Regions from separate parts of the Homo sapiens genome. Here region 1 is linked to region 2. The links are chromatin contacts, found by Hi-C in ENCODE. All regions are on one chromosome and are shown on one strand. The core of a region is the stretch at or near the end of the contact, and the rest is flanking DNA. Distances in the headings are between cores, read along the strand shown. Region 1 holds the start of GOLIM4 (golgi integral membrane protein 4). Region 2 holds the start of ZBBX (zinc finger B-box domain containing).

Evidence for each region. Hi-C counts contacts between places; a loop is a spot of excess contacts on that map. Pooled maps may share reads with other maps.
Region 1: a pooled map shows a loop between it and region 2 (4-fold over the local background). The contact joins the promoter of GOLIM4 here to the promoter of ZBBX in region 2. A Hi-C loop is called at or near these places in 5 of 50 pooled maps.

Annotation. Positions count from the first base shown.
Region 1 is chr3:168,094,372-168,101,800 of GRCh38, reverse strand. It overlaps GOLIM4 (golgi integral membrane protein 4), which reads left to right and starts at 5,877. Exons shown (of 16, transcript NM_014498.5): 1 at 5,877-6,702. The coding sequence starts at 6,516. RefSeq lists enhancers at 5,102-5,151, 5,349-5,850 and silencers at 5,522-5,761, 6,052-6,101.
Region 2 is chr3:167,376,956-167,383,825 of GRCh38, reverse strand. ZBBX (zinc finger B-box domain containing) reads left to right here and starts at 3,529. Exons shown (of 22, transcript NM_001199201.2): 1 at 3,529-3,579; 2 at 4,034-4,188.

The DNA of each region.
Region 1 (7,429 bases), core at 4,628-7,127, 720 kb before region 2:
ATGTTGAGATTTAAACTGTATTTAAGAATTAGTTATAAATTACAACCCAAGAATTAGAAGTCAGTCTTGAATGAATGTGTCACAAGAACATTTCTTTGTTTTGCAATCATAATTTACCCCTTCTCAGCAACTAAAGAAGCTCGCTTGACAAGTATAATTGGAAAATTATCATTTTAAATTGGGTAGCTGAAGCTTAATTTTAAAAAGTAAATGGTAGTTTTTCTGAAAAGTATGAAACTTTCTGAAGGTAAGCAAATGGTCCAATCCATTTTAGGTGGACAATGACAAGTACCACTACGGCACTGAGTTTTACGTAAAGTGAGAAGTTTCGCTTCTCAAGTGTTGTGGATTAATTTCTTAGGCAATTTTCTCTGAGCATTGCAGGAGAGCTATGGTTATCCTTTCCATTTTACAGATGAAAGAATTAATGGTCCTAACAGTTACTTACTCTTGACCTTCAAGATCATTTGTAACTTCAATGGAATTTGTGCCTTGATGCTACACATCTTGAGTCATCTTCTAAATTCTTCTAAGGCTCGTTAGAATTGTGCAGGAGAATCAGGGACAAACTAGCAAAAAGTCAAGCCACAGTTGTCACTTATCTACTCTGCAGGCAGTCTAGAATTATGCCATTGGAGTTCAGTCTTTTCATTTAATAGTTTCTCTCAAAATTGTTGGGTAGAAGACTAAGTTAGTAATTCAGTTTTAATATCTTCCTGTTAGTTAACATACCCAGTTTTCTTTCCTCTGATTAAGCAGCTAAAGGAAAGGAAGAGTCATTTTAGATTAGGCTACTTTGTCTTGAAGAAGGCAAGTCCAAGTTTGTGTATATGAGTGGGTGAGGTTGGGAGAGAAAGGCATAGTCATAGTCTAGGATTCTGGAAAACCAAGGGGGATAACTAAAATTTTGGATGCCAGGAGCTGAAGAGTTGAACTAGAGAGCAGAGTGATCCAAGACAAATGTTTCCATTTCACAATTTTAATTTGGGCAGAATTTAATGCTGTGATAACTCAATTCTTCTTATATTTTGTTTGAAAATTTGTTCCACTTTATTTCTAACTAAAATTATTGGTAGTCATTTTGTTCTGACTCAAAATATTCCTGAAAACTATAGTTTAAATAGCATTTATGAAGCAGATTATTATTTCCCTTAGGAATAATTCTAAAATTAAACGTTGAATTTCTGACCCAGAACTTGGCATTGGATACTTTATAAATATGACCAGCCACCCTCATCACAATTAAAAAATTACTATATGTTATAACATATTAAAATTGTAATGCCAATTTTATAAAATGGTCATGAGTAAACTAAGTATAGCTTTCATAAAAATCAATCCAATAAATTATAATATTTTGGGGGAGGGGACATTAAAAAATGTCATGTTTTACTGGCCACTGATCTTTTCTGTGGTATCTCTGCTTATCTAAAGTCTTTGACTATTAAAGGCAGTGAGTTGGTGAGAAGCTGGATGAGCCATTGGAAGATTTAGGAAGTTCACTTCTGAGGCTCACATATGCTCCCTTTCCATTCTTTCTAACTTCCTATGAAATTAAACTGAAAAAAAAATGTGGTAGTTAGCTCATTATATGCTAGCTGTAACAAACATTAAGCAACATATTCATAATGATTTCGTATACTGCCTTAGAATTTGGAAAAGTTTAGGGTTGGCTAGATATCCTGCTTTAGAATGTTGTTAGAGGTTTGAAATGATAGTTCCTCTTCCTTTAGACTAGCTACACATCCTGTGGCAAATAGGGACTTCTAAATCACGTCCATTATTAGTAGTCTGTATTCAAAAGGTATTTATTTATTTTTATTTTATTTTATTTATTTTTTTTTTGAGATGGAGTCTCGCTCTGTTGCCAGGCTGGAGTGCAATGGCGCAATCTCAGCTCACTGCAACCTCCGCCTCCCAGGTTCAAGCGATTCTCCTGCCTCAGCCTCCCGAGCAGCTGGGACTACAGGCACACGCCACCATGCCCAGCTAATTTTTGTATTTTTAGTAGAGACAGGGTTTCACCATGTTGGCCAGGATGGTCTCGATCTCATGACCTCGTGATCCGCCTGCCTCAGCCTCCCAAAGTGCTGGGATTACAGGCGTGAGCCACCGCACCCGGCCTCAGAAGGTATTTCTTAGTGATATTGATGGTAAGGTTTCTCTCATTGAAAAGCATTTTTATAAATAAGAACAAATCATCTACTTTCTCCTCTGCCCTCCTCTTCAGATATAGTTGAAAATTACAAAGGTGGCAACGTAGTGACAGATGTAAACAAGGCATAAAGATACATTGAGTGGGGTTCAGTTACTCAGTTATGCATTCAACCACAGACCTACTTTTTAGTTTGTTAATCTTCTAACAATTACTACTAGGTCATTATCAAAATCCTATGAAAAAGGAGTCTCAAAACATCTTTCACAAAATGTTCAAAAAGACATAATACCTTGAATGCAGCTTTCTTTACCTCTCAAAACAGGTCAGGTAAAAGTGGCAATCAGCAAGGCAAGTGTATTCATTAGGGGACAGCAAACTGATGAAATGGCAAAAAGGTGAAGACATCATAGAGTGAAGATTGTTTTATAGGATAAATAACTTTTGTAATTGTCAGATGAAAAGATTAAAATTAGTTTATTAATACTGAAAAGCTATTTTAAATTTTATTTACTATTCATCACCTTTTCTTAGGTGATGATTTCTCCTACAAATTACAAAATATTGAGTTCCATTTGTAGTAAAGAAATTTAAATAAAAGATTTAGATAATAGAAATTATTTACTCTAGGATCCTAAATATTATTAATTTAAAATCTTACTTTTAGAAATTATACGTCAGCTGTCTCTCTCAACTTTTTATTTTTTCCTTCCCTTATTTTGAAAATGAACAAATTTGATTAAAATGACAAATTCACTTAAGTTAGAGAGAATTAATATTCCCAAATGTTATATTTGCCCTTCTCAAATGTAAGACCTTGAGTATCTTTAAGTTAATTTCTTCCTGCCTCAGAAATAAAATACTAAATCAGTAAAATTCTTCAGGGTTTATAATTTAAAGTTAAATATATTGTTAAATATATGGAATATAGAAATATAATTATATATACTATTTTTAAAATAACAAAGAAGCAAAAATAAAATAGAATGAACAACACACCTTCCAAGACCAGTATAAACAGCTGTTATGTTATAATTGCTACCCAAAGGCAATGTTATGTAAATTCATTTTATAGGCCTTGGATAGCTTCCTCATGTTGGCCGCTCAAAAGCTCTATACTGACATTTTCAGGAAACTAGCAGCATACTTTACCTTGGAAATGTAATATTATAAAAATACCACCATTAGTAATTTTATGTACTTCTACATACCCTTCTTGAATTTGAAATAATGGATAAGTTCAGGTAATAATTTTTGCTGTCTTTCAAATTTTATGACTAAAATATTGAGTTGTGTTTTATGGCCTGCATTTATTATGTTCTGTAGAGTCAGCCAGCAGCTTTAGGCAAAGAATATCTTTGGAGTCTGGAATCAGATGCAAAGGAATCAGAGGTTTAAGATGAATCATACATTCAGGAAACATAAGAATTTTCCAAAGATTCTAAAATACATATTGTACAATATATGAGCAATAATTTTCCAACCCTCTATACAACTTCTTTTTCTTTTGTGGCTAGGATAATTTTCTCTTCAAATATGGGGCAAGATTATTGCCATAAACTTTATTTATTTATATATTTATTTATTTTGAGACAGAGTCTCACCTCTGTCGCCCAGGCTGGAGTGCAGTGGTGTGATCTTGGCTCACTGCAACCTCTACCTACCAGGCTCAAGGGATCCTCCCAACTCAGTTTCCCGAGTAGCTGGGACTATAGGTGCACGCCACCATGCCCAGCTAAATTTTTATATATTTTTTTTTTTGTAGAGGAGGGGTTTTGCTATGTTGCCCAGGCTGGTCTCATACTCCCAAACTTAAGCGATCTGTTCGCATTAACCTCCCAGAAGTGCTGGGATTACAGGAGTGAGCCACCATGCCCAGCCTAAATTTGGATAGTGTTTTTGGAGGAAGAGTTTGTTTAACAAAGTACTCTGACAACAGTAAGGAATGTTTAGTTATGAGGAATTTTAAAGAGATTCCAGTAATTATCCAATGTTAATTTCTGAGAGTCAAACTAAAAAAGAGGAATTTAAAGTGGTAGATTTAATAATAAGGAAGATTATGTAGTATTTACACAACAAAACTCCCAAACTCCTTTAGACTGTTTTCTTTTACAATCAGATTCTCATGTTAATGGAGATATAATTTCTTACTGTAACTTGTTTAATAGAATGAGAACATTGTTTCTATTGAAGAAAAAGACATAGAGCAGGGTTTGGATCTGGATTCTAATCTTGCTGAGTAACTAACTTTATGCAAGACCTAAAAGGTCCTAGAGCTGTCATAGTCACTTTGATAAACTTTGGCTTCTTTACCAACATGAAAGTCTAACACCCTGGCTGTGATCAGTGAGACAGTGTATCTGCACACGAAAGCATTTTGAATAATTTAACGCAAGTTATTATTTATTAAGGAAAAGCACATGCAAGACACACTTTATTTTTACAGTGGTATAAATGCCACAGGGTAGCATCGTTATAAATTCAGTTTATTTTAGGGCTTTAGCAACCTATAATTTCAGAGTCCACCTAAAAAAACTTTTGCACCAGGAACTGTCTTTCTGTTGCATTTAGCTAAAGAGATTTACCCCCATTTTGAGCACTCAGGCCCATTAGCAATGGTAACGACTAAAGTCCAGTTAGAATATAAAAATTATGCAGTGTATCATAAATTACACCACACTATACAGACAGATAAAATTTACTTTTCTTAGAATTCAGGTCAACAGCAGAAACAAAAATTATCATTTGTGCATAACCTTAATTATTCCCCTCAAGTACACAGAAAAAATAAATGCAGTATACATTTCTTCGAAGAGGTTTGTGGTTACTACCTTTCCTGTGCTGTACTAGTTTTTACATAGGGAACCTTTGTTGCCCTTTAAAATGTAATTTAGAAATGTAACTGATGTGTTTTGCCACCAATAAAACAAATACATATGACAAAATGAATGGATACTCATTTCAGTCTGTACGATTTGTTTTTAAATTATTCTATTTGCAGCTAGAGGAGAAATGTGAGACCATTTCTTTCCTCTCTGCCAATGGCAAGCCGATTTCCCCAGCCCACGTGGACAATTGAACATTAAGTCTAGCGTGCTTCCAGTCTCCCGACTCCTGCCGGGCCATCTGTGGGCACACACACATCTAGGCTAGTACACTGGATGGGGTAAGGCAGTCGACATGGCATCTCTGGTTTGACTACCGGGATTGTGCTATGTAGCTATCCCATGTGTCTGCCGCATCAGTTTATTGGACAGGGAAAGAAAGTGTACTCAGCAGAGTGCACACAGTTACTGCCATCCATTCTTTCGTTCATACACACATTTTACTCCGCTCTCCACGTGCGTTCCGAACGAGAACTGGAACACACACACACACACACACACACACACACACGTGTTCACCGAACCTCACCCAGACTCAGGCCCGGACAAGTCCCCCGCCCACCCAAAGCTCCCCGCCCTTCGCCCTTCCGCCTGCCTCTTCCCACCCTCTCCGACTCCACGTGGGCGCACCCCGGCGCCAGGCGGCCGCGCTGCCCACAGAGCCCCTAGCCGGCCCCGGCACTGGGAGGGAAGGTGCGGCCCTGGGGTCGGACGGACAAAGCCGGCATCCAATCGAGCCCGGCACTGCCTCCCCGAAGGGAGGGAGCGTCTGCTCGGACGGGCCCAATGAGCAAGGAGGCCGAGTGGGACTTCCTCCCGGAATCCCGTTGGCCAGAATAGCCGGGCCGTGGGTGACACGTAAGTTGGGCAGGAGGTGGCGGGGCGGCAGAGGCACCAGCCGACCCGTCAGTGACACCGCTGTGCCGTCCCCAAAACCAGCCGAGACAGCTGGCCCCCACCCTTCCACCCATTGGGCAGGCCGCACGGGGGCGCGGCCCGGAGTCCTGGTCCCTTTGTTGGGCGCGCACCCCCTCCCTTAGGTGGCAACAAAGTCGTGCAGTGGGAGCCGCCGCGATAGGGCGGGGAGTGGCCAGGGCGGGACTCCAAGAACTGCCCGGGGGCAGCGGGGCCAAAAAGTGGGAAGAAGGAAAAAAGGCAGGAGGCATCTGGGGACAGGCGCGAGGGCAGCCGGCTCTGAAGTATGCGGAGGGCCTCCTCCCGGCCCCGGGCATTCGCGGAGAACGAGCCTCGCAGAAGTTTGGCTGCAGCTGCCCGGGCGGCGTCGATGGCTGCGCGCCCCGCGCCGCGCGGGGGCTGAGCGGGCGCCACTTCCCCTCCGGGCCGGCTTTTGTGTCTGGCATCTCCTCCTCATGCTGCGTCTGGCCACCTACTGCGGCGGCCGCTGCTGAGACGCTCGCTCGGACCAAGGGGAGGAGACGGCGGGGGCGGCCGCGGCTTTGGGTCCAGGCGGGACTATGGGAAACGGGATGTGCTCCCGAAAGCAGAAGCGGATTTTCCAGACGCTGCTGCTGCTGACCGTCGTGTTCGGCTTTCTCTACGGCGCGATGCTCTACTACGAGCTGCAGACGCAGCTGCGGAAAGCCGAGGCGGTGGCGCTCAAGTACCAGCAGCACCAGGAGTCCCTCTCCGCCCAGTTACAAGGTACGGCTAACGGGACGCGCGCAGCCGGTGGCCAACTTTGCCCCGCGCCTCCACCCGGGCAGGAAAAGTGGCTTTGGTGAGCTATTGGCACTGTGGTTGCCACCTCTGACCTTCAGGGACGTCAGAGGTGAGCGTTTCAGGACTGCCGGCACCAGAGTGTCAGGGGAGATGACATTCTCATCCTCCCGCTTCTTCCTCCCAGCGGTTAGGTTTAGAACTTCGTAGCACCAGCCCATCGTCCCGCTGGGCGTTTGGTGGGCGGGTGCACAGATAGTCCTTTACCCGAGCTCTTGTCAAAGGCCCAGCTGCAATCGGGGCAGGGAAACTGGTAGCCCTCCGCCGCTTCTGCCAGCCCTGCTCTGAGGAGCATTGTTCCGTGGATTCTAGGTATTTGCTTTCTTGTTGACTTTGTCAGTTGCTTAAAAAATGAAGAGTTTGGCAGAGATTTCTCAAACTGTGCTGTTTTTCAAGGGAAAATTAAGCCATGACCCAGCAGCTTAATTAAAGTCATGGCCCAGTCGAATGGAAGGAACCTAGATCTGGACCTGCTAGTTTCTTATTTCTTATTCTTTTAATTTAATAGGATGTCTTTAGAGATGCTGGATGTGTGGGAAAAGTCCACACTACATACCATTCACCATCCTGCAGTAGTTTATTTCTTTAAAAACAGGTTTACTTGTCTTCCTAAGTAGCTTTTACTTCATCACAGAGATGCATGTATGTTACA
Region 2 (6,870 bases), core at 2,280-4,779:
TTGTTCACCTTTGTACCTATCTTAGGGCCGTGCCTGGAATAGAACAGGTGTTGAATAAATGTTGATTAAATTTAACTATGCTCATTCAACAAGGCTATACATTTATTTTTCAATTTGGAAGACACTGCACATTGCAGGAATCGAAAATTTATCATAGGCCCTGATGATTCTCCTCCATTTGTGAAGCATCAGTAATAATTGCCTTGTGTTATGAAAATTTATTTGCTTAGAAATTCTGTGTCATGGATGATAGGCAGAAATTACAAAGCCGAGAAAAATTATAAAAGGCCAATGTCACCTCTTAACTCTAAGTTTCTTTTTATTCTTCCTCAAGTTTAGCCATTCGGATGCATTTAAATATATTTATATCATACTAATTTGGTTTTTGCTAAGGATTTTTTGTAATTTTATGTTGTCTCTAAAGCTCAGTTTTCTTGACAAGTTGAAAAACCCCATACATATGTAATAGGATGTTATATTTAGCATTTACCAAGGCATAAAGAAAGTAGATGCTTCATGTAAAAGTAAAACCACATTTCAGGGCTTGTAAAAAAGGAGATGGTAGGAATTTGGTTTTGCTACCTTGAAATGCCCACAAACTTTTGCCTATAAAAGAATCTGAAGGGCCAAAGAGCAAATGGAAATTGAGAGAATACTTCTGGAAAGCTGCAGATATGATATTTGTCCCATTTTCTTCCAAAGGTTTGGTATTATCAAAATATAATTGCAATACTTAAAAACAAGATATTCTTTAAGTAGAGAATATACATGTGATACAGTTTAATTCATTAAGGACGGAATTATTAGAATGGTAAAGCTGGTTCAAAGAAAATTTGGTAGCTGACTGTATATAGGAATTGAGATAAAATATTAGTATGAGATTTCTAGGTTAGATACAAAACTGGTTAAAGTTGTATAGTGCAATAAAACCATTAGCTTTGAAATTATTTTATTTAAAGGAAAGACATTATTTACATATCCAGATACAAATGATATGAAAAATGCAGGTGAAAAAATCTTCAAATAAACATACAACATTACACAGAGACTTTATCAATAGTTAATGATAAGAAAAGCAACACTTTTTTTTAGAAAATCATGTAATGCTCAGATTATCTTAAACAGTATTCTAGTATGGCATTGAAAAGACATGCTGTTTTTGGCTTTACCTTATTTCTAAGTTTTGGATAATGCTTGTTTACAGTCCCTGACCCTTATTTCAAGCTTAGTAAAATGAGTCATGTAAATCTGTGCTCTTAATTTCTGCATTGCCGGTAATTTTTATCTCTTTAAATTGAATATCTCCAGTTCAGAAAACTTGTATTCAAACCTTGTCTCCACTGTGGCACAAAGAAGCATGAGTTTGGAAAAACCCTCAGGAATACTGTGCTCTTGATATAGTTGTGGTAAACTGTGTGCGGCATTGCTGGTGTGCCAGTTAAACGCATTTTACTTCAGTGGAGAGAATATCATCTCTCTAGAGCTGTAATTGTTTTGACATGTTTCATTTCATTTTGTCACTAATCATCATTCTGAAAGACAAGCACTTCATACTTTTTATTTTACTATGTGACTTAGCATAGGCTTAGTTTTTGTCTCTGCTTTGCCTTTTCATAACTGTGCATAAGCTATTTTTCTAAATATAAGATAATGTTCTTTTAATGCTTTCAAAAAGTGCAAGAATACTTTATACATTATTTTTATGAGTTTAATTTTACTATTGTGTAAGTAAATGCATTGTAAGAATCATTTTTTGGAGTAAAAGTCCTTTGTAGAAGTGAGGAGAAGTTATTTGCAAAATAATCTTTACTGGGACATAATTGACATGTGTTTACTGTTCTCTCTGGACTGTTTCTTCCTCTAGTGGCCCATGTCTTTCTCTTTCCTTGCATTCAGATACTTCCCTGGCCATCTACCCTAAAACAGAACTCAATTAGTTTCTATTTCTTTATTTGGCTTTAGTTTTCTTCATAGCAGCTGACATGCATTTATACTTGTTTATTGCCTTTCTGCTCCTGTTAAAATATATTTGAAAATAGGAGGGGCTTTGACGATTTCTTCACTCCAGTATTTTTGGGATCTAGGAAATGGACTTTCAATAAATATTTGTGGAATAAATAAATAAATGAATAGATCAGTAAATGGACGAAAGCTGAAAATATCTTTGGTAATTTGAAGAGCGCGCCTGTATGGGAAATAGTCTGTGCAAGAAAACCAGTAGTATCGCACATCCACCTGAAACTAGTTCTTGTATTAAAGTTAAAGGAAGGACGTGGTAAAGTTATACCATGAACACGTTAATAGCAACCATCATAGCCACACCAGCACCACTGTTTCTTACTGTTTATTAAGCACTCAATATGGGCCTGGCTTAGAGCTAAATACTTAATATTTATTGTTTCATTTACTCTTCCATACTACATTACGTATGGACTAACTGTACTGTTATCTCATTTAAGCAGTTAGACTGAGCATTGTTACTTGCTCATGGTCACACAGCAGGTAAGTTGTGGCAGTACTGGCACTCAATCTTGAATCTGCCTGACTCCAAAATCCAGACTTATAACCAGAAGACTACCATTGTCTTCTCTTATCCATAGTGGTTGTAATCTTATATAATTGAATATGCCAAGTGAAATCATTATTTTTTTTTAAATGGGTATTGGCAGGCATAGTAATGTCAAAAGTAATGGTGTAAAGATTAGTACATTAACTGTAATAGTTAGGATTGTTAGTCTGGTACCGAGACAGATGCAATGTGGTTAAGCATAGAAGCCTATACAGTGCAGTACCAACCACACATCCTACTTGCAGTATTTAAAAAGGGAGATAAAAAACAGCATATTTAGGAAGCCAAAGATAAATTCACTACAGGTGCAGCTTTGTTCGGAAGAGTTGAGTTGAGAATTGTGGGTTAACTGTGTGTGTGTGTGTGTGTGTGTGTGTGTGTGTGTGTGTGCATATATTTGCTTTTGCTTTTTGTTTTATACCCATTAGACTCCACGGGTCATGTATTCGGTACAAAGAAAAGAGAGTTCTGGACTTTTGAAGAGACCTGGAATCTCTATTGACTTTGCCTATGGTAGCCATTGATAAATCATTTAAACATAGCATAAATGTGGGAGTTCTGAGACTAAACTCCTTGAATTAATTTGTAGGTCTGCCATTTGCTAGCTTTGTAATTTTGGATTAAGATAGTCAAATTTTTTGTGCCTTAATTTTTTTAGATTTAAGCTGGCTTGCTATGAGGAAGAATCAAATATGACATATAAGTCTCTCACTTGTGCTTGGAATATGACACATGCTCAGGTTTAGCACATACATAATCTCCAAGATCCTCTCTGGCGGAAAGCTTCCAGAGCCTGTTGAGTTTTTCCGCCCTTTTCCTTCCTGTGATCACCATTCTCTCTCATTTCGCAGGCTCCTTTTCGCCCTCTGCCGGCGGACAGTGGCAGAACCCAGCTTTCTGGTTGCTATGGGTACCGAGGTAACGCGGTAACCAAGGAGACCAAGACGGAAACTCCCGGCAGCTATCCGCGGCCATCCGGCGGTGGTGACGCGAGAGGCTGGGGTCTCCAGGTGGGTTGTCTGTCTGCGGGTGGATGAGAGGGGAGGATGGTCTCTGAGTCCGCCTAGCGGGCAGCAAGCCCGGGCTAGTTGGTGCGGGGAGCAGAGCGGGCAGCGCGGCTGGGAAGCAGACTCAGCTCGGGTGGAGCTGGAGGCACCGGCCCAGCAAGTGTTTGCTGAGCCCCTGCCATAGGCTGACATAGTGCCAGGCCTGCAGGCAGCAGGACGGGGCCCTGGCCTCAGGAGTTGAAAGCCTTTGGTATACACCAAAGACTTCCCAGCCCAAAATGCTAATGGATAAATGAATCAAGAGTGAACCCCAGACAGTGAAATTGGGGACTTCATCAGTTGTACCCCTTCTGCAGCCCGACCCTTTCAAATACTAGCCCCTTTTATCCTTTGAAGTCATTTGCACCTTATGAAAAATTTGGCACCCTGAGAAACCATATTTCATCCCCTTTTGTAGCCTTTAGTCTGCCTGCGCGTTCACATGCACCCACTTACTTCTTGAAGTCTACTCCTCACAAGTAAGGGCTATGGTGCGGGGTGCCCGATTCCTGAGAAATCTGAAGATGTGGAAGTTTATTTTTTCTTCCCAAAATCAGCAGTAGAGGGACTCAGGTATGTAAGGTTCAGTTATATATATTTTATAGCTTGACTTAAAATCTAAAGTTAACAAGGCTCATTAAAAAATATAGTAAAGTTGAAACTACACAGGATTAAAATTATACAAACTGTATGCTTATGCAAATGTAATGACTCCCTCTGCCTTTCTCCAATTTAGCTTATCTTATAGTCTACACAGAGGGCTGCCCTGACCTGTCATAATTTTACCAATTGTATTACAAATGAATTGTTTGAAAGTAGTTCCTTTATGTCTTTCAAGACACTTAATAATTCTTGCAATTATTTTATTCGCTTTTTAATTTTTACCTACTTCCTTCACCAGAGTGTAAGTTCAGTGAAGACTGGTATTATACCTGTCTGGTTGACCTTGATCCTCAGTGCTTAACCTGACACCTGGCAGGGAGAGAGTGTTCAATGTATATTTGTTGATTGCTCATCAAGATCGTTAGGAAACATGGAAAAAAGAAAACAAAAAGTTTAGTTGAAGTGGGAAAGAGGGCGTGTTTAATTTTTTCCGTAGGGTAGGTTGTGCAAAAAACTAAAAGCAGTAGAAAAAAAATTACATACTTAGCACATTATTATTGGCACTACATTATGTATAGGGACTGTATTGATTGCTGGGGTTTCAAAGGTCAATGGTAGGACCACTCTCAAATATTTGGGCTACTTAGGGAAACAAAATCTATATAAACAAAGATGCAAAAAATAACACAAGGTAACATACAATAGCAAATGAGTTTAATAAACATGGTCTTTCTATACAAGGAGAAGCTCGGTTTCGATGGAGGGAATCTTCATGATACAGGCAGCCTTCGAATTGAGCATTGAGTAGAATAAAACTTGGTGAGCAGAGAGGTAAACACTAAAGCTCATTATGTAAAAAAGATGAAAGCAGAGATGCTAAGGGTAAAGCACAATCTTGATGCTCCATTTTCTTCTCTAGGTAGTTTCTAAGGCTGTGCCTTCTCTAGGTAGTTTCTAAGGCTGCCCCTTTCCCTGAACCGTGAGCTCTCTGGAGGTCTTATAGAAGCCCACAGCTTGACAAGTCAAGTCACAAATCAGACACCTTTTGTTTAATATCCTGCAAATTAGAGGGGGAGAGGATCCTTACCATTTTCTACATGGATAAGCTGAAGCTCAGAGATTTCTATCACACAAAGATCTTATGACTTTAAATCCAGTGAATTTAGTCTACCTAGGTTTTCTGACCTTAAATTCAGTGCCTTTTAATATTGTTTATTATTTTTAATCAAAAGTATTTTAAAATGGTATCTTGTCCCTTGATATCTAAAGGCAAAGTTTCTCAGTTGTTCTCAAGAGAACCTGCCTATAGAGCATAAAAAATGGGCAACTTGGGTACCATTTAGCACCTTGAAGCAGTATTTTACTATCAGATATCTTGTTTGGCTGAAAGATTGAATGCAACCTGAAGTCAATACCTATATTAGTCCATTCTCACACTGCTATGAAGAAATACCCAAGACTGGGTTATTTACAAAGGAAAGAGGTTTGATTCACAGTTCTGCAGGGCTGGGGAGGCCTCAGGAAACTTATAATCATGGCAGAAAGGAAAGCAAACACATCCTTCTTCACATGGTGGCAGGAAAGAGAAGGATGACAGCTAAGTGAAAGGGGATAGCCCTTATAAAACCATCAGATCTCATGAGAACTTACTATCACGAAAATAGCGTGGGGGAAACTGTCCCCATGATTCAATTATCTCCTACCAGGGCCCTCCCACCACATGTGGGAATTATGGGGATTACAATTCAAGATGAGATTTGGGTGGAGACACAGCCAAACTATATCAATACCTGCTTTACTTTTAGAGCTTTTGCTATGAGAATGTGGCACACATTTATTTAGTAGGACACTCCAGCACAAGATACTATTCTAGAAATCATGTATTATCAGTTCTTGCCTTATAATTTTTTAAATATTTTAAAAAATATATATATTTAAAATAAGGATAATTACAGATAGAAGAAATGTGAAAAGTAAAATTCTTTTAATTATTAAAAGCAACTATTTTAAATTCTCATTTAACATTTCTTTCTTGGGTCTCTGATTTCTAAGTACTATGGTACTAAATGCCTAAACATGTTAATTCACCCAAAGTTGTTTGCTAATTAGACCATTTCAAAATATTGCTACAGTAAGGGAAAATCCCTATTTATGGTATGGTTTTTAAGTCTTGTGCCTAGCATGATCTGAGTCATTAGAAGAATTAACTAAACTTAGATAAGTTTTCAGTTACAAAAAGTGGCCCATCTTGTAAACAGTGGTTTCCCAAACCTCCCATTCTGCCAATGGTGTTCTCTTGCACCTCTGGCTGAATGCTCTGAGTTTCTACCTGTATAGAGCATTGTACGTTCCTTGTTTCCATTCTGTGGCAGTAGGTTTTGATGTGTGGGTTGCTTTCTCAAAATAGGAACATGTGTAGAAGGATCATCAAACCATCATGGACAATTTTGGGTTATATTGGGTATTTTGTGTGAGGAAAAATGGGGTTGTAGACAGAAAAATAATGTAGTCTAATAAATCAGGTAACTAGAAATTTTTCCAAATCACTACTAAATTTTTGGTATTTAGTTATAAAAAAAACTGAATGACCAAAAGACACAAGGAAGTATAAGTTTTGCATAGTAAGGAGTTTATCTGTATTCCTCTGGTTTT